3 separate regions of the Homo sapiens genome follow, and all the other regions are linked to region 2. A link is a loop called in an ENCODE intact Hi-C map of the cell type or tissue named here. Cell type or tissue: endothelial cell of umbilical vein. All regions are shown on one strand.

The links. A loop is a pair of places that touch in the nucleus more often than their neighbours do. Peaks named below come from ENCODE experiments on the same cell type or tissue, not always from the same donor. Only the 100,000 strongest peaks of a DNase experiment are listed, where the experiment ranks them.
Region 1: it touches region 2 in a loop (5-fold over the local background); 7 of 110 quality-filtered maps call a loop at or near these places.
Region 3: a loop joins it to region 2, with 25 times the contacts of the local background. A loop is called at or near these places in 2 of 110 quality-filtered maps.

The regions. Positions count from the first base shown.
Region 1 is chrX:77,593,263-77,601,262 of GRCh38, forward strand. It overlaps ATRX (ATRX chromatin remodeler), which reads right to left. Exons shown (of 35, transcript NM_000489.6): 23 at 7,172-7,302; 24 at 6,470-6,558; 25 at 6,149-6,318; 26 at 434-587. Among named protein-coding and RNA genes, the nearest start is that of FGF16, 150 kb to the left of the region's middle. In endothelial cell of umbilical vein, no CTCF peak of the experiment used is centred here; no DNase peak of the experiment used is centred here.
Region 2 is chrX:77,439,969-77,447,968 of GRCh38, forward strand. It overlaps FGF16 (fibroblast growth factor 16), which reads left to right and starts at 7,421. Exons shown (of 3, transcript NM_003868.3): 1 at 7,421-7,980. The coding sequence starts at 7,707. RefSeq lists an enhancer at 6,319-6,508. In endothelial cell of umbilical vein, CTCF peaks have their summits at 4,051 and 6,147 (motif pointing right); DNase peaks (open chromatin) are centred at 2,983, 4,313 and 6,443; H3K4me3 peaks cover 935 bases; H3K27ac peaks cover 5,807 bases.
Region 3 is chrX:77,081,365-77,089,364 of GRCh38, forward strand. LOC105373254 (a long non-coding RNA gene) reads left to right here. Exons shown (of 3, transcript XR_938449.3): 3 at 1-489. Among named protein-coding and RNA genes, the nearest start is that of MIR325HG, 71 kb to the left of the region's middle. RefSeq lists an enhancer at 6,548-6,842. In endothelial cell of umbilical vein, no CTCF peak of the experiment used is centred here; DNase peaks (open chromatin) are centred at 4,227 and 6,687; H3K27ac peaks cover 1,917 bases.

The DNA.
Region 1 (8,000 bases), 150 kb after region 2:
AATAATCAAGCAGGTAAAATAAAATAAAGCCTGAGAGATGTCCACTAGATTTGAGGATTAGAAGGTCACTAGTGACTTTACAGGGGGAAATCTCAGTAAAGCAACACGGTAGAAGTCACACTACATAAACCGAAAAATGATTTTGAAGATGGAGAAACACAAATTTCAACTAAGAGCTCTACCCAAGGAAATAAGTTCAAGTTGCAATAGGTAGAAGCAGAAATTTACACTGAAGAAATAACCTGAATATGCAATCAGAACTAGTGGCTTACAAAAAAGATAGTTGCTTGTATTGGCCTAGCACTACAATGACCAAATAAATCACATCTTTAGGAAGGAAGGAAAAGCAACAGATTTGTTCAAATACATTGTTTAAGCAATAAAAACATAATCAAAAGGTTAATTTATATAATAAATATGGTAAAGCACTTACACTTTATCCCCAATTTCCTCTGCCATTCGAAGAATTTCAAAGAGAAGTACCATTTTCCCAGAATGCTCTAAAACCTCAGCATCAGCATCTGTAACAAAATCTTTGTACCAGTCTGGAGCTGGGCTGCTTGGATTAGAAGAAGAAGTAGCTTTACCTAAATAAGACAAATGGAACATAAGTAGGTAAATTAGAAAAGAAATGGAAAGAGAGCAAGAGAGACAGAAAAAGACCTACCCATGGGGAGAGTAAGAAAGAAACTGATGGGGACTTGGGAGAGGGGAGGGAAAAAAGAGAAAGGCAGGCACACGCACATACAGCACAGAAGGACAGAGACTATCCCAGAAGAGTGAGCTCTAGATAGAAAAAGAGAAAGGAAGGAGATGCCAAATAAGAGAACAAGCAAGAGATTGACTCTGAGAGAGTGCAAGTGTAAGAGACAAACCCTCGGGGTAGGAGTGGAGCTCAGAAAGACAGAGACCCAAAGAGAAGAGAAACCATCCCCTTCCCACCAGGCCCTAAGAGAGTAAAATGCCCCCAAACATACTCCATGAGACAGGAATCAACAGAGATGGAAAGGCTCAGTTACCACGAGAGAAAAGACCTTGGGGGTAGAAAACATTTCACTGTGCTACTAGGATCTGGAAACCGCCAACAAGAATTGACCCCAGAATCAGCATATCATATTAAATGATTTCGTTCTTATATATTTTCCCCACAAACTTTGACTATGAAAGGTGGAAGGAGAAAGTAGCATAAAATAATTTATTAAAAGATTTAAACATAGTTTGATTCAAAATAAGAAATATGCAGGTTTAGCATGTTTATACACTTTCTCAATTGCTTTTTAATGCAAAGTATTTTAAAATATATTTTTGTTACAAAAATTTAAATGCTCAGAAAAGTATATAAGATATAAGAAACAAATGTGCTTCCACATTCCATCTTCATCAAATTTTAACACTGTTAAAACTTCGGATGAAGCTGAAGCCTAATATATGATCCTACATGATCCCATTCTCTTTCCTTCCTTCCTTTCCAATAGGTAACTAAACCCCTAAATTATATATTTACCATTTTTTGCAGTGTTTTATGTTTTTTACTGCATGTGTATCACTAAACTGTACAAATGGCTATACTGTTTGTAAAATCCTACAAATTACTTTTTCACTCAAAGCGAGATTTACTCATGCTTGACATGGAGCTCCCGTTCAATCATTCTAACTACCATGTAGTATTCCACTGCATGAATACACTATCATTTATTAGTTCTCCTCATAGACATCTAGATTGTTTCTTGTTTTTGGCTAATATGAAATAACTGCAACGAATGCTCATTGCTGAGTATATTTTTCTTAAATATTGTGTATTTTAAGTTTTAAATTTTCTGGCATAAAGTTATGATTAGGAATTTTAAAAATATCATTTTAGACATACTTATAGTCTTTATCAAATACTTCTATTATCAGAAGTTCTTGAGAATCTAATCATGCCATTTATTTTGTATGCTAACTTTCCTCAGGTTGACTACTAATACTTTCTGTTCCTAGCTTTTCCTAAGGTTATTTTCTCAGGTGTAGCTACAATCTGTGAAATTTCTGGGTAGCCTTGGTTAAGGTCATATATCTCCAGAGTGATTCTACATTTGCTTCTACCAGGTCTCCAGGGAATCACCAACTCAGAATTACTTGTGAAGTTAATATTTCAGTTTCGGATCTTTTAGACTATATGAGTAATATAAATTCAAACCATAAAGTATGTGAGGTGAAGGCCATGACCGTAAATTCAATGTAACTATTTTTCCCAACCAAGAGCCCTGGCTGAAATAGATAAGCTTCCTTGTCAACTCCCTGGATTGTCGATGGGATTGTAAACTTTAAAGGGATTCAGCTTTGAGAAGGGGTCACAGAACTCTCCAACTTATAGAGGGCTCGAAGTCTCAAATCCTGTCCCTGGATAAATGAAAATCAAAGCTGCTAGTCTCAAGACTAGCATCTCCCTAGGATTTCCATAGCATACCTTCTTCAATTTACCATTTAGGCTTATCAGTTCCCTCCTTATGTCTGGGCATATAGTAAGCACTTTATAAATATCTGTTGAGTGAATAAATATGGTATATTAGTACTAATATTACGGCTCTACATCATATACAAGGATTCTGTCACAAAACTTTATATCCATACAATTACATACGTTTTAAAATGCAAATGCTTACCAATGAAGCTTACTCTAAAAATACTTAAGTAATAATAAATCTAACACTTTGAAGTAATTTACATAGTCATTTCGTGATCATGAACTCTCCTTCTAATAAAAAACATTTAAAACACAGAAATGGGGATGATGTAAGCTAAACTTAAATGACTCATTCAAGATGCTGCTTCTCAGAAAAACGAGACAGCTACTACAAAAGGATTAAAGCAAACAGTAACTCTTTGACGTGAAAATAAAATATGTGGCAAAAATCATATTGTAGCTCAATTATAGGTAATTAATTATTTAATATCCATTTCAAATTCCAGGTACAACATTGTTAACCCTTTAATACTTCCTTCAGATTATGAGACCGATGTGCTGCCTACTGCGCTAAGGAGGCAGACTAGCCCCTTAATACTTCCTATTCAGATTTTCTTATATTTACTGTAAGAAAGTCATTTTTTTTAAAGTTATACAATACCAGCTACGTATGTCCATACATTATGATATACTCCATTTTATATGGAGTTAATTTAGATGCAAAGAAAAAAATAAATTTTTATTATCTATTAGTTCTGGAGAATGCTTCTAATATACTATACACGTATATAAGCTACAAAAATATATAAAATATATCCATATACAAATGACTTATATTTGACTGCACACAACTAAAATGAAACAAAAATCCTAGACAAGTGGTCAAAATTTGTCTTTTGGAACTGATGGCCTTCCCTGTGTGTTTTTGGGCTCACAACATGTAGCCTCCTACATTCTGCCCCCAGTGCTTTCCAACCCATTCACATTATGGCATATGTAAAAAACGTTAATGCTTATATAGCATACCAGGAAAAAGAGAAGAGACTACTCATTTACGGAGGCAAACCAGCTGCCTCAGATTCTAATTGTATTCCCAAGTGACAAAGGATCAATATCTCAGTACACTTTAAAAAAAAAATCTCAGTATACTCTTACGTAACCCATTTATAGCACAGGATGATGCACACTGACTGGTCTACTCTTCTGCTCCTGTTAGCCATAAGTTATGAGAAAAAATTCAACAAGAGTATTTTAAGAAAATAATTTCCAGGAACATGTAAACTTTATATATTTTTAATTATGAGATGAGAGACTGAGGAATTTATGTGGAAAAGGCAGATTGGGGCAGCAGCAGCAGGGAAGGAGATACAGGAACTTCTCATTGCCTTAAATTACACTATAATAATTTATTATTCTGATAAAAATATTCTTTATATCTATCCAGAAGATGAACATTGATAGTAAACTGTTTTATGGGGTAACAGAAGAGAAGAATGAGAAGAGAAATTTTGTAGTTTAATTTTTACTATTCCCCTGATTTCTTAAGAGAAGTCAGAGTCTACTGTTAGACTGCCATCTGTCTATTCCATGGAGGTACTGAAGAGAGAAATGTTTATAAAGAAATCACCGAGTCAGAAAGAATTTATGACTAATTCCTCAAAAACAATTGCAACAGAAACAAAAATTGACAACTGGGACCTAATTAAACTAAAGAGCTTCTGCACAGCAAAAACAAAAAACAAACAAACAAACAAAAAAACAAAAACACAAAATAACAAAAAAAAAACTATCAACAGAGTAAACAGACAACTTACAGAATGAGAGAAAATACTCACAAACTATGTATCCAACAATGAATATCCAGAATCTATAAGGAACTTAATTCAACAGCAAAAAAACAAGTAACTCCATTAAAAAGTGGGCAAAAGACAAGAACAGATACTTCTCAAAAGAGAACATACAAGCAGCCAACAAACATGAAAAATGCTCATCATCATTAACCACAGGAGAAATGCAAATCCAAACCACAATGAGACACAATCTCACACCAGTCAGAATGGCTATTATTAAAAAGTCAAAAAACAGCAGATGCTGGAGAAGGGGCAAAGAAAAGGGAACATTTATGTTGGTGGGATTGTAAATTAGTTCACCGCCTATGGAAGGCAGTTTAGAGATTTCTCAAAGAACTTAAAGCAGAACTGCAATTTGACCCAGCAATCTCATTACAAGTATAAAACAAAAGGAAAATAAATCTGCCAGAAAGACACATGCACTCATATATTTATTACAGCACTATTCACAACAGCAAAAACATGGAATCAACCCAGGTGCCCATCAACAGTGGATTGGATAGAGAAAATGTGGTACATATAAACCATAGAATATACACAGCCACAATAAAGAACAAAATCATGTCCTTTGCAGCAACAGGGATACAGCTGGAGGCCATTATATACTAAGTGAATTAACACAGAAACAGAAAACCAAATACGGCGTGTTCTTACATATAAGTAAGAGCTAAACACTGGGTACACATGGATATAAAGAGGAGAGCGACAGACACGGAGGACTACTAGAGTGGGGAGAGAGAAAGGGGGCAAAGACTGAAAAACTAACTACTGAGTACTATGTTCAGTACCTGGGGATGGGATCAATCATACCCCAAAGCTGAGCATCATGCAATATACCCATGTTAATCAACTAGCATATGTACCCCCGAATATAAAAGTTGAAATTATAAAAATAAAATTAAAATAATTAATCACCAAGTTATTTCAGCTGTAGGCCTGAGACCAGCCAAGTTTATCTGATCACAGGATCACTAACCTAGGTGGCCCCCACAACTCTCTTCTCCTTATAGACAGTTAACTGCTTTGCTCCACAACTCCCAAATGCCAAATATTTAGAGCCACTACCTTGTTCTCTCTTCATAATCTGCTATTTCAAATAGGCAGACATTTGGTCCCAGTTTTTAAGCTCCTAGGCATACAGGCTGCACTAGTAGGATACAGTGTCTCAACACTAATCCTTCAACTTACATATAGGTAAAGACAACTTAAACCACTGCAGAGTTCAATCTAAGACTTCACTTTCATGCACAAGAGAGACAGAAAGAAAACAAAAGAGGTGATAGAAACTGTACATAATACACAGGAAACCTAAAGTAGATAATTGCAGATTATGAAGAATCACAAAGGAAAAACACTAAATGATTAAAATTAGTTTTACTGTATATTACTGACTAAAAATTAACTACAATCACACTTGATTATCTGAAATGTTTCCATTTATTCCCATACAGTTAAGTGAAAATATCATGGTGGCTTTGAGATTAGACATTTTTAGGTCTGAATACCAGTTCTCCTACTCATTTTTAAAACTATCAACTACATTGCAAGCCTGCTCAAGAATTCAGTTAGCTAACACATGTAGTGAAAATAATAGAGTTTAGGTATATACAAGTAAATAAACATTAGTTTTTCTTTTTACCTTTCCCCCAAATACCAGAGAGCACAGAGTAGCTTGCTTATAATTAAAGATTCATCAGATATTTACTGTAATTATGAGTACTTGATTAGACTCATCAATTGAGGAAAGATTCCTTTGAGTCAATTAGTCAGGTAAGTGACTGAAAAAAGGACTAACGACATGACATTTTCCAAATTACTGTTCCATGATAAAGGCAACATTCATTAGACTCACTTTCTTCCAGTTTTAAAGAAACAGAAGGATTGTTTCCTGTTTCATCCACATTTCCTTCACCACCTCCCCGAGATCTTGAATTCCAGACCTTAATCACTTCAACATCATTGTCACTGCCACTTCCACTTGAGCTACTATCTTTTTTCCCCTTTTTCCCTTTTTTCTTCTTTCTAAAAACAAACAAACAAACAAACAAAAAAACACATTCAGATTGTTAGAAAAGCATAGGAAAGATGTAAACGTCAATTATAAGAGGTCAATCAGCAAGTAGGGGTTTTAACTTTGTCAATACAGGATGGCACGAAAAAGTATTCGATTTACTTTGTATAATCATCGGAGCTTAAACTCATGGAGGTTTCATCAGAATCTGAGGCTATAAATTCATCCATACTGTCTTCATCAAAATAACCCTAGAGAAAAAAAAATGACCACTATTTTAATAGAATATCTCAACTTACACTGGAAATTATATTGATGTTCATTTAAGAATAAGTTAATTGGCACGAGCTGAGGAAGGACTGAGGAACTATTACAGATTTTAGTAGACAAAGAAGACAGGACAGATATGCTTACTAAATGCAATGGGAGGTCCTAGATTGGATCATGGAAAACAAAAAAGACATAAGTAAAAACATTGAAGAAATCCAAATAAAGTCTGCCATTTAGTTAATAGTATTGTACCAAAGTTAATTTCTTAGTTTTGATAACTTTACTATACTAATGCAACATGCTGATATTAGAAGAAACTGGGTCAAAGGTATAGGGGAATTCTCAGAACTATTTTTGCAACTTTTCTATAAGTATAAAATTATTTCAAAATAAAAAGTTTTTTAAAATGGGCTCAATAAAATAACATTTAACACTCCTATAATCATAATACATGCAAGACATATAGAAATTAGAAATAAGACATAGAATAGAACAAAGCAATAGAAAATTTGAATATACAGTCTGTAGGTCAATTTTTTGTCTAAGTTTATTCTGCTTCCAATAGATGCTTTTAAACTAAGTTACCTGACTTACCTTATTTTCTTTGCTAATGTAGTCTAGCTGCAAACACCAAGGATGAGTCCATATTCTACTTAACATCTGAAAATCTTGGAAAAGCTTTGCACCTGCCTTTCCTCTTCCACCTTCACTATTATTGCCCACACCTGATCAAAAGAAATATGGTTAAAGACACAAAAATTGTCTATATCAACCAAGTTTCTAGATTAGGAGTTTTAATCTTACTTGTGACATAAACACTTTTGGCAGTGTAGAGAAGCTTATAAATTCTCTTGGAATATCGTTTTGAAACACATAAAACAAATAGGATTACAAAAGAAACCCATCATATAGAAATTATCAAAATATTAAAGAATTTGTACTACAGAAATATGTGCTTTTTAAAATTAATGCATTAAGTAACAAAATATGCACAGGTTTAATAAATACCTAAAATTCTGAAGTATTGATAAACATAAATGATTTTGAGGTATCAGGAACAACATGTAAAAATATTTCTGATTTCTATTGGTAACAAAGTCATGGTTATCACTAACACTACTATAGATTGTTGCCTCTATTCATCACTGGGAAAAATGCTGCTGCTTTAGCTAGAGGTTAAGGGAAATCAATATATAATTTTTTTCTTATCCAGGTACATATAATCCCCTAAATTCTATCCATGGACCCTAGATTACAAACTCCTGTTATAAATAAACTTTGCTCCATGCAGATAGTCCTTTACTGACTCTCGCCAACTATGCTCACTCAAAAAAATTACTTCTAGGCAAGTGACAGTAGCTCACACCTGTAATCACAGCACTTTGGGAGGCCGAGGCAGGAGGACCGCTTGAGGCCAGGAGTT
Region 2 (8,000 bases):
TCCATGCCTCTTGCCATTGAGCAGGGCTTTGGCCTAGGCCTAAGCATGTCACAATCCTTACAGCCTCCAGACCTTACTCATGCCCTCCTACAAGCTGAATGCCACTCCCCCTTCACTCCATTTATCTGAACCATACTTATTCTTCAAAACGCCAATCTAGTATCACCTCTTCCAGGAAGCACACCGTTCTCCTACTTCTCAACCACCTGCCGCTGTTAAAATCTACCCCACACAATTTAGCACTTGACTCAGTCAACTCTTAACTCCTAATGTTTAATGTAAACTAGTTTAGACTCCACAATTAATACCATAAACATCCTTCTTGATCTCTCCCAGGGGCACTTAGCAAAAGTCTGAGCCTGTAGTTGGGGCTCAGCAAAGACATATTGAAGATACTCGTTCTCGAAAAAAATCAGGGGTTTCCATTCTTTTAGTATAAATGGTTAGAAAATGGAGTGTTCAAACACAGCCATCAAAAAAAAAAAAAAAAACATTCAGCATCCTGGGGAGCAGCTACCAAAGACACCACAGGTATTTCCAGGTCATTGAACCACAGAGTGTTAGAGCGGAAAGGAATCTCAATCATCTATTCCCAAACTTTTAAACGGGTGTATGAATACCCCTGGGGGTCCATGGCAGTGTGCCAAAGGGGTCCACAAAGCCACAGAATAAACATGGCATGCTTTTCTGGAGTATCAATTTTACTTGAGTATAAGAAATTTTAAAAATTTCTATATTAAAACAAATATAGCTATATCATGGAGGAGAATGCGAACACTGCTCTCATTTTTAGGATAGAACACAAGATCTCAAAGACACTTGGAGTTTGCAGTAGGCTGCTTTGGGTTACCCCATCCACCCCTCTCCCTTACCCACGCTGAGGATTTCATTTTCACTTTCCTCTGTCATTAGGGTTATTTTAGTGAAAACTAAATAAATAAAAGTTTGAGACAGATTGATGTAGTCCAACCCCTTTTTCGCAGTTAGGATAACTGAGTCCCACAGGTGAGAAATAATTACATTGAGTTCAGCGAGAGCTAGGACCACAGTCTGCCTCCATCAGAATGTACATTTCTTCCCAGTGACTTGCTCAGGTGACTACTGACTGCTGACTACACTTCCTTGCTAACTCTGTTCCACAGCTTGTACCTTTCAGGATTTTTTTTCTTTCCAAGGGTTATACATCCTATCCTTAGGGAAATGTGTAGCACCAGCAGCACTGAGAGCAGGCCACACCCTTCCCTCGCTACAGCTTCAAATGCAGTGAATAATGATGCATGAAATGCATGTAACTGATGAAATTCATACCCCTCCCAGAAATAGGATGAAAGCCAATAATATCAGGGTGAGAGAGGCAAAAAAGGGAAGAGGTCCTGCTAATCAGAGGCCATAGCCAGAAAGCAAAGAGCTGATTTCAAGATCTTGCTTTTTCCCTTCTTTTGTGTAAGACCACCTCAGCAAGCCTCCAAGGAAACCGGGGCCTCAGTTTCCTTGGAGGTGACCCCACCTGGCTTCCCTGTCTCCTTCAGACTAAGGGAATAAAATAATCACTTCAGGTAAAAACAGGAAGTGACTCTGAATTCAAAAGAACTGAACTTCACTGTCATGTATATTCTTATTAGCAGGGGCTGCCTATAGATTTTCATATTTACATACATTTATTCACACCTTAAACCCACAACTCTCACTGTTACACAGACATATGGAAATTCTTCTGCACACTGTCACAAATACAAACATAAGCACACATCTGTGTTGAGAAAACCAACATTATGATAGTCTGTCTCTACCCACACTTCTCCTCCCCCAACACCCAGCCCTAGATATACACCATTGAGACCCACATTCATATCACACACATCAGGTTGAGCAGTGATCCCAGTTGCCAGGGTTAGAGCCACATTCCATGGTGTTCCATTCCTCTCAAAGAACTAACAGATCATTTCACAAAAATATCATCACCTGCCAACTAATGTCAAGTTACAGCCAGAATTAATGGTACATTACCCACCCCCATTACAGGTAGGCTCACAGGAGAATGACACCAGAGACAAAAGAGATTTGTGGCTCAGTGTCACTGCAGGAGACTGACCAGACAGGTAAGATGGGGGGCTTGTCCCAGCCAAAGAGGTTTCCTTTCCTCTCTGGGCCCTAGAATTGGGGGTGGGAAAGTAGTCTGACTTTTCGCAGACTTCTCAAACTCTAGATACAGATCACCTAGGTTAAAAAAAAAATAAGAAAAAGACTGCTCCTTTCTTTATTTTTATTTTTTTCCAACTTTTATTTTAGTTTCAGAGGGTACACGTGCGGGCTTGTTACATAGGCAAATTGCATGTCATGGGGGTTTGGTGTACAGATTATTTCATCACCCAGGTAATAAGCATAGTACCCGATAGGTAGTTTTTTAGTCCTCACCCTCCTCCCACCCTCCACCCTCCACCCTCCACCTTCAAGTAGGCCCTGGTAAGACTCCTCTTTTAACATGGATTTTTTTTTTTTTTCCAGAAGATGATTGGGTCATGTTATGCTACTTTTTCTTTTGAATAAGACCCCAACTACTTCAGAAAAGTGTAGTGATCAACAGCATGGTCTCTAGAGCCGGATGACAGGTCTGAATTTCAGCCCCATCACATACTAGTTGTATGACCTTGAGCAAGTTATTTAACCTCTTTAGCCCTCAGTTTCACAGATCTGTTAAAAATCGGGATAATAATAGCATCTTCCTCGTGGTGGTATGATGTGATTTAAATTTAAAGCTCTTAGAAAAGTGCCTGGCCCTTAAGAGGCTCAATAAATGGAATTATACAAAGGAGTAATTTCCTGTTTTTCCCAGGCCTTCACTACCTCACTACCTGCTTGCCCACCCACAGCTGACAATGTGGTCACCCTGTTTCTGAGTCACGCCTTCTAGAGCCCAGAGAGAACAAGACTGGCCCAATATCACACAGAAAGATTAATAGGATTGGAATTGATTGCTTTGGGGTGACTCAGCAGGCCAGTGGCCAGTGTTCTTATCTACTTCATCTCCTCCTTAGGAAAAAATGAGCATAGTTAGAGGAAACCTTGGGAGGAAATATGGCTGGGGCCAGGCAGGATGTAAATAATATTAAGAACAATGACAACTTAATATGTGCCAGGCACAGCTTTAAGTACTTTCTGTGTATTTTATTCAAACCTCACAGCAACCCTATGAATTGATAACTACCATCATCACCTGCATCATACCTAAGAGAAAACTGAGGCTCCAACACCTAGAATGGCTTAAAGCTGGGGTTATGAACCCAGGCAGTCTAACACCAGAGATGGAGTGTTCAACCACTACACTATACTGCTTTCCACATAAAGCAAAGAAAACAGAAGGAGAGAGGAGGCAGGAACAAAAGACAATGGAGCGATACAAGTTCTTTTTGAAGTAAGTTGATTGAGGCAGTCTAGTGTTTTGGTTAAGCACTAATTTAAGACCAAGGTTTAAAAAGTAACTGGGTTTAAGGCTTGCCTCTGCTACTAGTTATTGATTTTCTTTGGACCTTAGCTTCCTCATCTGTAAAATGGATTTCATAGGCCAGGCGTGATGGTTCACATCTGTAATCCCAGCACTTTGGGAGGCCAAGGCAGGAGGATTGCTTGAGGCCAGGAGTTTGAGACCAGCCTGGGCAACATAGTGAGACCTCATCTCTACAAAAAACAATTGTTTTTTAATTAACTGGGCGTGGCGGTACCTGCTTGTAGTCCTAGATACTCAGGAGGCTGAGGTGAGAGGATCTCTAGAGACCAGGAGTTCAAGGCTATACAGGGAGCCATGATTGTGCCACAGCACTCTAGCCTGAGTGACAAAGTGAGATCCTGTCTCTAAAAAAGTAAATAAATAAAAATAAAATAAAATAATTAAAAACTAACTAGTATTTCTTAGAGTTGTGATAAGGTTTACAGAAGATAATGCACATAACATGCCAAGGGCAGTACTTAACACACCTACATAAGTACTCAGTAAGAGCAACTAATGTCATTGGTTATTCCACCTTCAGGATTTGCCTAGCTATACAGCTCCCCCTGCCCGTTCCCAGGGAATACCAATTAGGAAGGAAAAAAATTGTAAATTGTCCAGAAAATGAAGAACTGGGCAGAGTAACAGTTCTAGACATCCTTTCCCATCTCTCAGGGGTATGTGTGGGCATGGGGTGGGGGGTGGTTAGCGAGCACCAGCATTATTAGCATCACTGTCTCCTTTCTCAAGGAACAGAGCCTGCCAGATTATCCCCCAGCCTTTGGTTGCTTATAGACTGAGTCAGAACTCTTTTTTTCCTTCAGTTTTGTTTTTCCACATCCTTTTCACATCAACCCTGTGAGGTATTGGGAAAGGAGGAAGTAATCTCAAATGTGTTAAATGTCTTCCATGTGGTGGACACAATGCTGGCACTTTCCATCAGTGCCCAATACCTCACAATACCACTGTGAAGGGATGCACTTATCCTCACTTTATAAATGATGTCCTGAATCCAGGGAAGGTTTGCTTTCTTTATTAACGTACATTTTCCTCTCATCCGATATATTCAATACTACTCTGGTCTGAGGTTGCATCCTGCTGAGGATTTTCCGTAAACTAAACTATAGGGAAATTTCACTGTCCTCAACATGCCAATCTTTGCATAATCCTAAATCCCATGAGTTGAGAATAATTTGCCACCAGTGGAGCTGAGATCAATTTATGACTCTGCTATTTACTTGTTAGGATTCTGTACTAGTCACTTAACCTCCCCCTCTATTTCCTCATTTCTAATATGGGGATAATGACAACTTCTGCTCCATGAGGTTGTGAAAATAAAATAACTTCCTTGAAAGTGCTCTGTCAACTGAGATGCTTGACATGGAAACATTATTTAAAACAGAACCATCAGATCGCTTAATCTCAAAAGAGCCCCAGATGGGCAATGGAATACCTGTATCTCTGACCTTCGATCAAGTAGGACTCCAGATTTGCCAACTGCGGTTGGCGACTTTGGGAATGTTGGGGGACAGAGAATGCAGAAATACCCTGAAGTGGCTGTTGAGGAAATGATCTTTGCCATAATCAGTGTGTAATCTATATCATCATGGAGACATCTAAATCTTTTATATAACATGCTTCTCAAAGCAGTTTCATTTATACTATTTCATGTGGCACTCAATACTCATTTGAGGTACTGAGCACTGATGGAAAGTGCCCAGCATTGTGTCCACCACATGGAAGACACTTAACACATTTGAGATTAAATTAAAATTGTTCCACTTGCTTCGTTACAACTTTCCTCTTCCCGCAAGTGGTTCATCTGAATTTGCAAAATCCTTCCCATCTTCCCTTTGGGGCCCATTCATTACAAAGGACACCTTAGTCCAGAACCAGGCCCTAAACCTCCAGATGAGTCTTTCTGAATCCACACAGCACTGTGCACTTGACACTGTCTTGTACTCCAGTCATTTATGTACTTGTCTTAACCTCTTCCCTTCCTTTTCCACCTTCCCACTAAATTCAAAAACTCTTTGAAGAAGGAAGAAAGAAGAAAGATTGATTTCTTTGTATTTCACCAACCTAATAGTTGCTTTATGTCAGTCTCATTTTATAAAGCTTTTAATTATGGAAATTTTCATATGTAATTTCATATATATATATAAAGTATAATTAAACACCAATATACCCCTCACCCAGCTTAACAATTAGCGACACAAGGACAATAATCGCATCTATACCTCCACTCCTTCTGCCTTCTTACTTTGAATAATTTAATAGCAAATCCCAGACAGCGTATGATTTCATCCATAAATACTTCAATATGAATGACACTTTCTGCATTTCTGTGTCCCCTACAATTGGAAGATGACTTGCATCTATGTCCGCTGCTACTGGGAGCACCTCAGATTATTTCTGAGTGTGCCTATTATGTGCCGCATCTTGTGCTTGGCTTCAGAGGTTCTGTCTGAGCTGCAGAGGCACAACAGTACCAAGCCACAATACTCCCAAACGAGAATTGCTACGGTTCCAGGGGAGTGAGCTCAGGGTGCACGTGGGAGCCCAGGAGTAGGACCCTGAATTGCACTAAGTGAATTGAGCGGAATCGGTTTTCTCATCTCATGGTGACCCTGAGTTCAAAGTTGCCACGAGACTAGGGGTCGCCAGCAGGAGGCGCTGCAAAGAGAGGGGATGGCGCGGGGCTCCCTGTGTTCAGTTTCTCCTGAGGGAGCCTGGGAAGGCAGCCATCGCCGGCTGCGGGTGAAAACCAAGTAACAACACCCTTTCACAGGCGATCGGGACGCCGAGTGCCAGGGCCCAATAGGTGCCCCAGGATTCAGGTTCGGGGCACAGGTGCAGGGGTGCAGGGCAGGTCTGGCACCTGCTCCCCAGGACTTCTGGACGCTGCCCGTTGACCTGGCTGCCGCCGGTTCCTGTCCCAACTGCCGCTCTTCCTGATAGAATATCTCGGAGCAAGGCACTGGACAGAACGAGGAAACACCTGTTTCCAACAAGAAACGAGGTAGGGGGGAAGCCCCCACCAGGCTTCCAATGGCCTCTCATTGAGCTTGCTCTCGAGAGCCTCTTAAAAGCGCGCCCAGAAAGCCAGCGGAGATCATTTTTCAAAAAGATCGCTTTCTATTTCTTACTCCCCCTCTCCTTTTCCTAAGCCTAAGCTGTAACGTCTCTTTCTTTAAAAAAATAAAAATTCATCTTTCCTCTGAGGGGTTTCCCGCTCCTCTCAGACCCCGTAAGGCCCTCCCCTTGGAATCTGCAAGGACCACCACCCCCAACCCCAAATTTTGCAACTGCATTGGCTTCCAGGTTTTTCACTTCCTCGGTACCCCGCCAACCTATACAGGTAGGAATTAGGACTTGGGGGCCGTGGAACAAAGAAACCAGGGAGTCCCTGTCCCGGGTCAGATGCCCTTTCCGCAGCCTCCGACCAACTGGGGAACAAGAGGAGATCAGGAGCATGTGAACCCCCCAACTCCCGTCTCATGGCACTTTCCAAAGGCTAGCACAGCAGCCCGAGGACGCGTGGGAGGTGGGGACAGCCCCCGGGCAGCAGACAGACAGACCCCCACGGAACAGGCCTTGAGTGGCCGTGCGCGCCAGCGGCCTCCACGCACTGGGCTCTGTTATTTCATCAGCAGTTTCAGAAGAACCTGCCAAAAGCAGTTATGCCTCACTGCAATGTGTAGCTTTTTCCTGCCATTTTTTCATAATAAAAGAGGGAGTGAAGCTCGCTCGCTCTCTCCCTCCACCCCCCTCTCCCAAAAAGAGCCAAATGGATGCAAGAAAAAAAAAAAAAAAAGAACCCACACACCAATCTCCGAGGGGATGCCAATGAGGTGTGGCTTGTATTTAAATATCCAATATGTCAATGTAAGGGGAGTGGGTATGTATATAAAGTGCCGTTTGCATCTGATAGCTGGACGAAGCCAGCTATGAGAGGCCGGGGGAGATGGATGCGGAGGGGAAGAGGCACTTTGACTGAGAGCAAGGTCAGGAGCACGCTGCCCCGCGCTCCCCGCCACTGAGAAGTTCCTTGGACGCGAACAGACGTCGACTGCAGCTCGGCAGAGCGCGGAGCAAGCGAGCTAGCGAGGGAGCGCCGCCGAACCGCCCGCGCCCGCTGCGGGGAGAGGCAGTTCGCGCCCCGTGGCCCCGGCTCGGCCCGCGCGCGCCCAGCACAACCAGCGCCGCAATCGGCCCAGCCATGGCAGAGGTGGGGGGCGTCTTCGCCTCCTTGGACTGGGATCTACACGGCTTCTCCTCGTCTCTGGGGAACGTGCCCTTAGCTGACTCCCCAGGTTTCCTGAACGAGCGCCTGGGCCAAATCGAGGGGAAGCTGCAGCGTGGCTCACCCACAGACTTCGCCCACCTAAAGGGGATCCTGCGGCGCCGCCAGCTCTACTGCCGCACCGGCTTCCACCTGGAGATCTTCCCCAACGGCACGGTGCACGGGACCCGCCACGACCACAGCCGCTTCGGTGAGGACGCGGTCGGGGGA
Region 3 (8,000 bases), 360 kb before region 2:
CAAAGCTGCCTTTGCTTTTATCGCTTTGCAAATCAAATAAGGGGGACATGTAGGGAACAGGCCCCCCCCAAAATCTGGCCATAAACTGGCCACAAAACTGGCCATAAACAAAATCTCTGCAGCACTGTATCATGTTCATGATGGCCATAACGCCCACACTGGAAGGTTGTGGGTTTACCAGAATGAGGTCAAGGAACACCTGGCCCGCCCAGGGTGGAAAACCTCTTAAAGGCATTTTTAAGCCACAAACAAAAGCATGAGTGATCTGTGCCTTAAGGACATGCTTCTATTGCAGTTAACTAGCCCAACCTATTACTTTAATTTGGCCCATCCCTTCGTTTCCCATAAGGGATACTTTTAGTTAATTTAATATCTATAGAAACAATGCTAATGACTAGCTTGCTGTTAATAAATATGTGGGCAAATCTTTGTTCAGGGCTCTCAGCTCTGAAGGCTGTGAGGGCCCTGATTTCCCACTTCACACCTCTATATTTCTGTGTGTGTGTCTTTAATTCCTCTAGTGCCGCTGGGTTAGGGTCTCCCCGACTGAGCTGGTCTTTGCAGATGGAAGGTTGGATCAATATTTAAAAATCAATCAACAGAAATCATGACATAAGGCAAAAAGGATGAAGGCATGTCTTACATGACTGAAGCAAGAGGAAGAGCAGGAAATTGGATTTTTAAATGCTGGTAATCAGTTCAAAAACCTTTAAAACCCAATACAGACAAATGACGATGTCAGTTTGCCATCCCTGAAGTAGAGAGGGCCTGTGTTGGGGAGATATCAGCCAAAATGCCTTAAGTGGGATCTATGAAAGTTCTGTTTCCCAGAGCCTGGCTGGGCTGGGGGAGGATCCTTGCAGCTGAAGAGGAGGAAAAGTCACTGAGTCACCTCCCAGAGTGGGACAAACTGGAGACCCTTTGCAGTTGCTGGGTCACCATCAGGGGTGGCATGGAATATTAACAGTGCAGCTCTCAGTCTGCCAGAAAGATGGATGGTGGATTCAAAGCAAAAAAAAAGGAAGGGCAGGCAGAGCCAGGGATGCCTTTGCTGATAAGAGTGCCTGTCAGGGGAGTCACCACAGGCTGGTAGCTCTTCAAACCAGCAGCTCTTGGCTCAGAGCCAGACCCAGCTGGGTTTGGTCCAAGGCATCCTGGGATGCCTGCTGGTCAGTCCCTTGCCTCCCCAAGTTCCTCCTGGAGTCAGTGGGCCCTGGGGAGGTTCCTAACCTAAATCCAGCTGGTTTCTTATGGAAAGAAGAGGAGGATAAGAAGGTATCAAAACATAATTGTTTAAATGTCATAGAACATCAAACTAAAATTAAAACAGACCTTAAAGAAACTCCACTATGTAATGGGATGAGGCTGCTTGTGAATGGGTCATCCCAAGTAATACATGGTAAAAGACACAATAGCTATGTTGTCATTAATAAAGACAAACAATCCTTATGTGAAAAAAGTAAATTACCCAATAACTGGTGAGCACAAACCTGTGAATTACATGTTCTTAACAAGGCCCCAAAGCTCCTAAAAGGCCAAGAAGTTACTATATATACTAATTTCCAATATGCCTATGTAGTAGTACACACCTTTGGAAAGATCTGGACAAAACAGGGCATACATAAGTAGCAGGGAAAAGAATTGGTACATGGGGAGCTGGTCAAACAAGTTTTAGAAAGCCTCCTGCTTCCAGCGTAGATAGCCATAGTTCATGTAAATGGCCATCAGAAAGGAAACACTATAGAAGCTGTGGGAACAGGCTTGAAGATGAAGCTGCCAAGCCAGCCTCCCTGGAGGAAGAAGTTAGACTGTTTAGCCTAATCCCAGATATCCCTAAAGTGGTATTAAAACCCCAATTTTCTAAAGAGGAGGAGGAACAGCTGGGCAAGATAGGGGCCATTCAACCTGAAGATGGGAGGTGAATGCTCCCTGACGGGAGAGGAATGACAAGAAAAGCCATAATGACAGAACGGATGTCCATACTGCATAAGGGAAGTCATTGAGGTCCCCAGGCCATGTGTAATGCAATACTCAAGAATTATGGCTGTAAAGGGATTTATACCCTTGCTAAACAAGTGTGTGGGGGTTGTGGGACCTGCCAGAAAATAAACAAAAAGATAGTTAGAAAACAGACTACTGGAGGGAGACCTCCTGGGTTAAGGCCATTTCAAAGCGTTTAAGTAGATTTTACAGAAATGTCCAAAATAGGGAGACTAAAGTATCTACTGGTAATGATACACCACCTCTCTGGCTGGGTGGAGGTCTTCCCCCTCCTAACTGCCACCACCAGGAATGTGGTCAAAATAATCTTAGAACAAATTATACCCAGATTTGGCCTGGTAGAAAATATTGATTCAGACAGTGGGAGCCATTTTGCCTCAAGTGTGCTAAGGGGAATTATGAAAAGTTTACACATTAGATGGAATTACCACTCCCCTTGGCATCTCCCTTCCTCTGGAAAAGTCAAAAGAATAAATCAAACTCTCAAAAAGCATATTACTAAACTAATCTTAGAAACTAAAATGCCTTAGACCAAATGTCTCCCAATAGCACTCTTTAGGATTAGGACATCCCCAAGGAAAGACTAGGGGATTGTTCCCTTACAAGTTATTATATGAACTCCCATATTTAGGTAGGACTACTGACCTTCCTACTATGGAAACAAAAGATCACTTTTTAAGACATTATATACTGGCCATATCCTCCACCCTGTCATTTCTTAGGTTAAAAGAACTTCTAAGACCAGGCAAGGTGGCTCATGCCTGTAATCCCAGCACTTTGGGAGGCCAAGGCTGGCGAATCATCTGAGGTCAGGAGTTTGAGACCAGCCTTACCAACATGATGAATTCCCGTCTCTACCAAAAATACAAAAATTAGGTGGGTGTGGTGGTGGGTACCTGTAACCCCAACTACTTGGAAGGCAGAGGCAGGCAAAGCACTTGAATCCAGGAGGCAGAGGTGCAGTGAGCCGAGATTGCACCACTGCACTCCAGCCTGGATGACAGAGAGAGACAGTCTCAAAAAAAAAAGGACTTCTAACTCAAACCCCGCCTCTTCAGTTCACAGTACACCATTTCCAGCCTGGTGACTCGGTGCTAATTAAAACTTAGAAAGAAGATATGCTCCACCCAAGCTGGGAAGGTCCCTATCAAGTGCATCTAATCACTGAGACAGCCGTACAAACAGCTGAATGGGGGTGAACATATTACCTACGGGTCAAAACCCTGGTAAAAGAACCCCTGGAAGAAAGGGAAAAGGGTGAATGTGGAGTGTATAAATCACCTAAGAAACACTTAAAGCTAGCTCTAAGAAAAACCTAAAAAGAAGCTATAAGCAGGGTTCATCATTGGGGGTGGATATGGTTAGGATTAATCCTAACACAAGGGGTAAAAGAAAACCTAAGTATTGAATAGAGCCCAGTACTAGGGGTAGAAAGTAAGGAATATACAATCAAACTAATAGTCAACATAACTAAGACCTCTACTCCGCCCCCAAACTATATAATTTAATGCCTGCCAAGTCTTACTTTGTGGGAATTTAGGGAACCAAAGGCAGCTGTCACAAGCAAACAAATATCTATGTCCTGAAATTTGTCACTATTGGGGAAAGACCTGTTCTAGCTGGAATGAGGTCTGGTGGACCACCCAATTTTGAGGCTGGGTAAGTCATTCTTCCAAAAACAAACCCTTAAAGAACAAAATATATTTGTATAAGGGCCCTATACTACATAACTGTAGTAATTTAAAATGCAATCATATGTTAATTACCATAAACAACCCAGCTACTATAGACCAGGAACCTTGAAGGTATAGATTAGGAACAGATATCTCAGGAAAGGATCCTGTAGCATGGTTAGCTCTTAGGCTAGTCACCAACTCCATCCCAAGCCCACCCAGGATTATTATAACTCCCGGTCCCTCTACTTCCTTTAATCCACCAGACAATGACCCTAAGAGAGTAAATATAATTAAAATAACTGACTTGAAGCAGACTTTAGAAATTGAGACTGGATATGGGGATGTAAACGCCTGGATTGAATGGGTCAAATTTTCAGTACTAGCTCTTAATAAGAGCAACTGTTATGCATGCTCTCTTGGGCGGCCTCAGGTACAGGTAGTTCCGTTTCCCCTAGGAAGGGATACCAATCCCAGAGGAATGTGTGGCATGTTGGCTCTACACCAGGACAGAGATGCATGGGGAAATGGGACTTGCAAATTTTATTATTGTTGTTTCCTGCCTTACTGAGGTCAGATCCTAGAGCAATCCCCTCATTCTCCATAGAGAATGTGAACCATTCTTCTTTCCTATCTAGGCAGGGGGCAGAGTTCAATAAGCCCATGGGAAAATTCTCAACTTGGACCCACATTCTAAATGTTACTGGTGAGTAAAACAAAGGCAACTACTCGGCTTTTTATATACCCCAAGCTAACGTCTGCTGGCATTGTGGGAAGAGGAACCTCCATGACCTGTTACCACCCAATTGGACTGGGACTTGTGCCTTAGCTCCATTCCATTCACCTTGGCATTCTATAAAATCCCTGAGAATCCACATGGCCACTGAAGTTGGAGAGATCTAACAAATTCTTTCAATCCCAACATTTATATTAACTCAATAGGAGTCCCTAAAGGAGTAACTAATAAATTTAAAAATGAAAGAACACAAAAATAAGTGTGGAAATAGAACCAATAGGAGTAAAAAGAAAAACAGGAGGAAATTGAAGGAAATAATGTATACGGTGCTCCGTTTCCAAGACAAAATGCCTTGAATTGGCTTAGGTCAGCAAACTACAGAAGAAACAGGATATGTTAGGCCCCTGCTTGGATAGCTGATGCCTGCTCATCGGCCTCCCCCTTCTTCCCCCCACTTAGTTGCCTTCACCCAAACCGAAGAAGTTTAGTCTAAGATGAAAGTTTACTAGCCTGCAAAATAGCTCATTTTGTCTGTTCTTATCAACCTGCCCAGCTACTTAGGTCATAAGTCAAATATCTGAAGAGCCCCAGAGCTAACTAGGATTGCAATGCACTGTGGGCTGCAACAAAATGCAGCAAGACAACCCTAAAAAAATCACATGAAACCCCTTACCCTACAATCAATAGACAACGTCCGGGAAGATTGTAACCCCATAGTACTCGGTCTATAAGGAACCAGAGGAGGGACTTGCACACTAGGGGATAAATTGCTTGTTGAAACTGTGCTGGGTGTCATGAGACACCCAATCTTGCAAGATCGTCATTAAAAATCTCGCTTTCGCTGTTCCCCAGGTATCTAAGTCCATTTTTTGGGATTGGACAGGTGAGTTTGTCTCTCACATTATCTACTTGTTCCTTACTGAAGATGCTCTATGAGATGTTATTCTGAGCTACACTCCTTTCTCTGAGCGTGAGCTCCTGGTGTGGTCAGCCCCATTCAAACTTATGGCAGAATGCAGGGATAATGAGGCTACAAGAAAAGCTCTAGTCACCGTCCCCCAAGACAAGGATCAGGGCCCTGCTCAGAAAATTACTCAGAAAATTACTCTTCCCCTCCTCAATGGACCATGTTTTTCTGATGGACAACTTTTGAACCTTTACGACTCAGCTTTAAGCATCATATCATTTGTGAAGTCTTCTCTGACTCCCCAGAAAAAAACTGATTACATCTTCCTTTAGGCCATCTCTATGCTTGTTATAAATGCCTCTATTATAGCACTAATAATTCTGAATTAGCTTTTCATTTCTGAAATGAACAAATGGCTATAAATAAGGTAAAGGATGTGTTAGAAACAGTAGGAGATAAAAGTTAGAGTCAAATCTTGGAGGGTCTTAAACACTTAGCAGAGAGGCTTGAACTGAATGAGAGCAAGATTGGGGGATAACAATTACTTTTGTACAAGGGACATAGCAAAACAAGTGTTCATTATCGTTGGAGTAAAGGCATAGAGGTGGGAATTATCCTAAATTTCATGAGACTACCTATATGTTGAGGAGGTGGGGGAACTAGTGAGAACCCAGGCATGACCCTGTGGGACGCAGACTGAACTGCCAGCCAATTTCATGATACAAAGGCTTCTTTCTTTTATGACAAATGGATCCAAGTAAAGTCCTGAAGACCATAACAAGCAGCTACTACAGGGTCTCTTGGCAGCTCCATATAGGAGCATGAAGACTGGGCTGGGTAAGAGATGAACGGATAGGGATACGGCCTACTCACAGACGGCATTGGGACCTGTAGCCCATTTTGCTTTGGACCATTTAGGATGTAAGAGAGAATGAGAACAACTAGGTCCAAATCCCAATCCACACTGTGCTGTGGTCTACCTAAGGAGTCAGCTCAGGAACGGCCCTTACATACACACACATCACTGGCAGCCCTTAGTGTTTCCACACAGCAGGGAAAAAGCAACCTTCCCAGCAGCCTGTGCAAAGGCCAAGCAGCTTAGAGGGCCCTGGAGAAAAGATTCAGAAGGTATAAAAGGGCATAGGGTGTGGTTGAGCACAATGACCAGCAAATATTTTAGACTTCTGCTTCAAAGTGGGCTTGACCTGTACCGACAAACAAGGCAGAAAGAGCCCCAGCTTGGTTTTGGCCTGACTTCAGAGGGGGACAAAAAGTGCCCACAAACAGCCAGTCATGAAACAATATTTGCTCCCTCTGGAAAATCATGGCCTTTAGCACATTCCCCAGAATTACGTCAACCAGGGAACAGTGCCAAAAATGTGACTTTCATGTTTCTGCAGCAACAGATGATTTCCTCTCTCCACTTGGCTTTTTTTCTTGTATGTATAAATAAAAGAGCCAGTCAATCGCTCAAAAAATATGAACAACTTAAGCATTTCCAGGCTTTACAAGTAGTAATTATTAATAGAAGCAAGTGACCATGCATACTAGAAATGTTATTTCACATATTCCTTTTCTGGTTTCTTAAAGGAGATTTATATATGTGGCCAGGCTGAACTGAAATAATAACAGTTGACACAATGACCACATGAAAATGGACTTTTCCTCACTTGATTTATGTCACCAAACTTGCATATAAATGTTCCATTTTGTCTGCTCGAAGATTCTTAAGCCTGGGGACAGAGGACAGGAGGTCACCCAGCCCACAGAGCCTGAGAAGAGAATCCACCAGGAAAAAAAAAAAAGATAATGGAAACATCAGGGAAGCTCAGCTGTGTAACTGGACCACTGTTTTTTGGACTTAGCCAGAGGCCATTGTAAAATCCAACAATGGGTGAAAAGCAATATTCATTGCTCATTTCTTGCCTTCAACTTCTATCCCTTCATACTTAATCCTTGTCTAATCTGCCTTTCATCCTGATCAATAACATTTCTTATAACTCTGGAAGCAAAATGTCTTACTGCTTGACTACCTTGACTGATCTCTTTCCTTTCTCTCCACCACATATTTGTCGCATCAGCACTCCCAATATGACAGAGGCATAGAGAATTTGCCCAGCTACATAGCTTAGTTCTAGTTACACTATATCTAACAGCTTTTCAGTCTGAGTTATACCTGGAGCTATAAAGGGAACTAGGGCCTAAAAATGTTTCCATCTGCTCAGGTGAAGAATTCTTCCTGATTAACCTATAACTGAATGGGCTACTTACTTGTCCGTAACTTATGTGAATAGTCTGCTCTACCACTAAAAGGATTTTGCCCTCTAGCTGCTAGTTATCTAGCTATCTAACTGAGGGAGGGCTGCCCCCTTCCAGGAGGTGGAAATAGAGAAGCCAAAATATACGTCTCTGTGGTAAAACACTGGAGTGAATTTTTACTTAGAAACATGCTACAGTCAGGTGTCAAATAGCCAAGGAATGCCAGCTAAATTTGCATCAAGAATTGATACTAAGCAAAAAGCAATTAAAATTAAGCTGGAGCCAGTTCTTTACCTTCCCAGACTTCAGGAGACAACTTAAAAGACCAGTTTTCGGGGGTGGAGCCAAGATGGCCAAATAGGAACAGCTCCAGTCTACAGCTCCCAGCATGAGTGACGCAGACGGTGGGAGATTTCCGCATTTC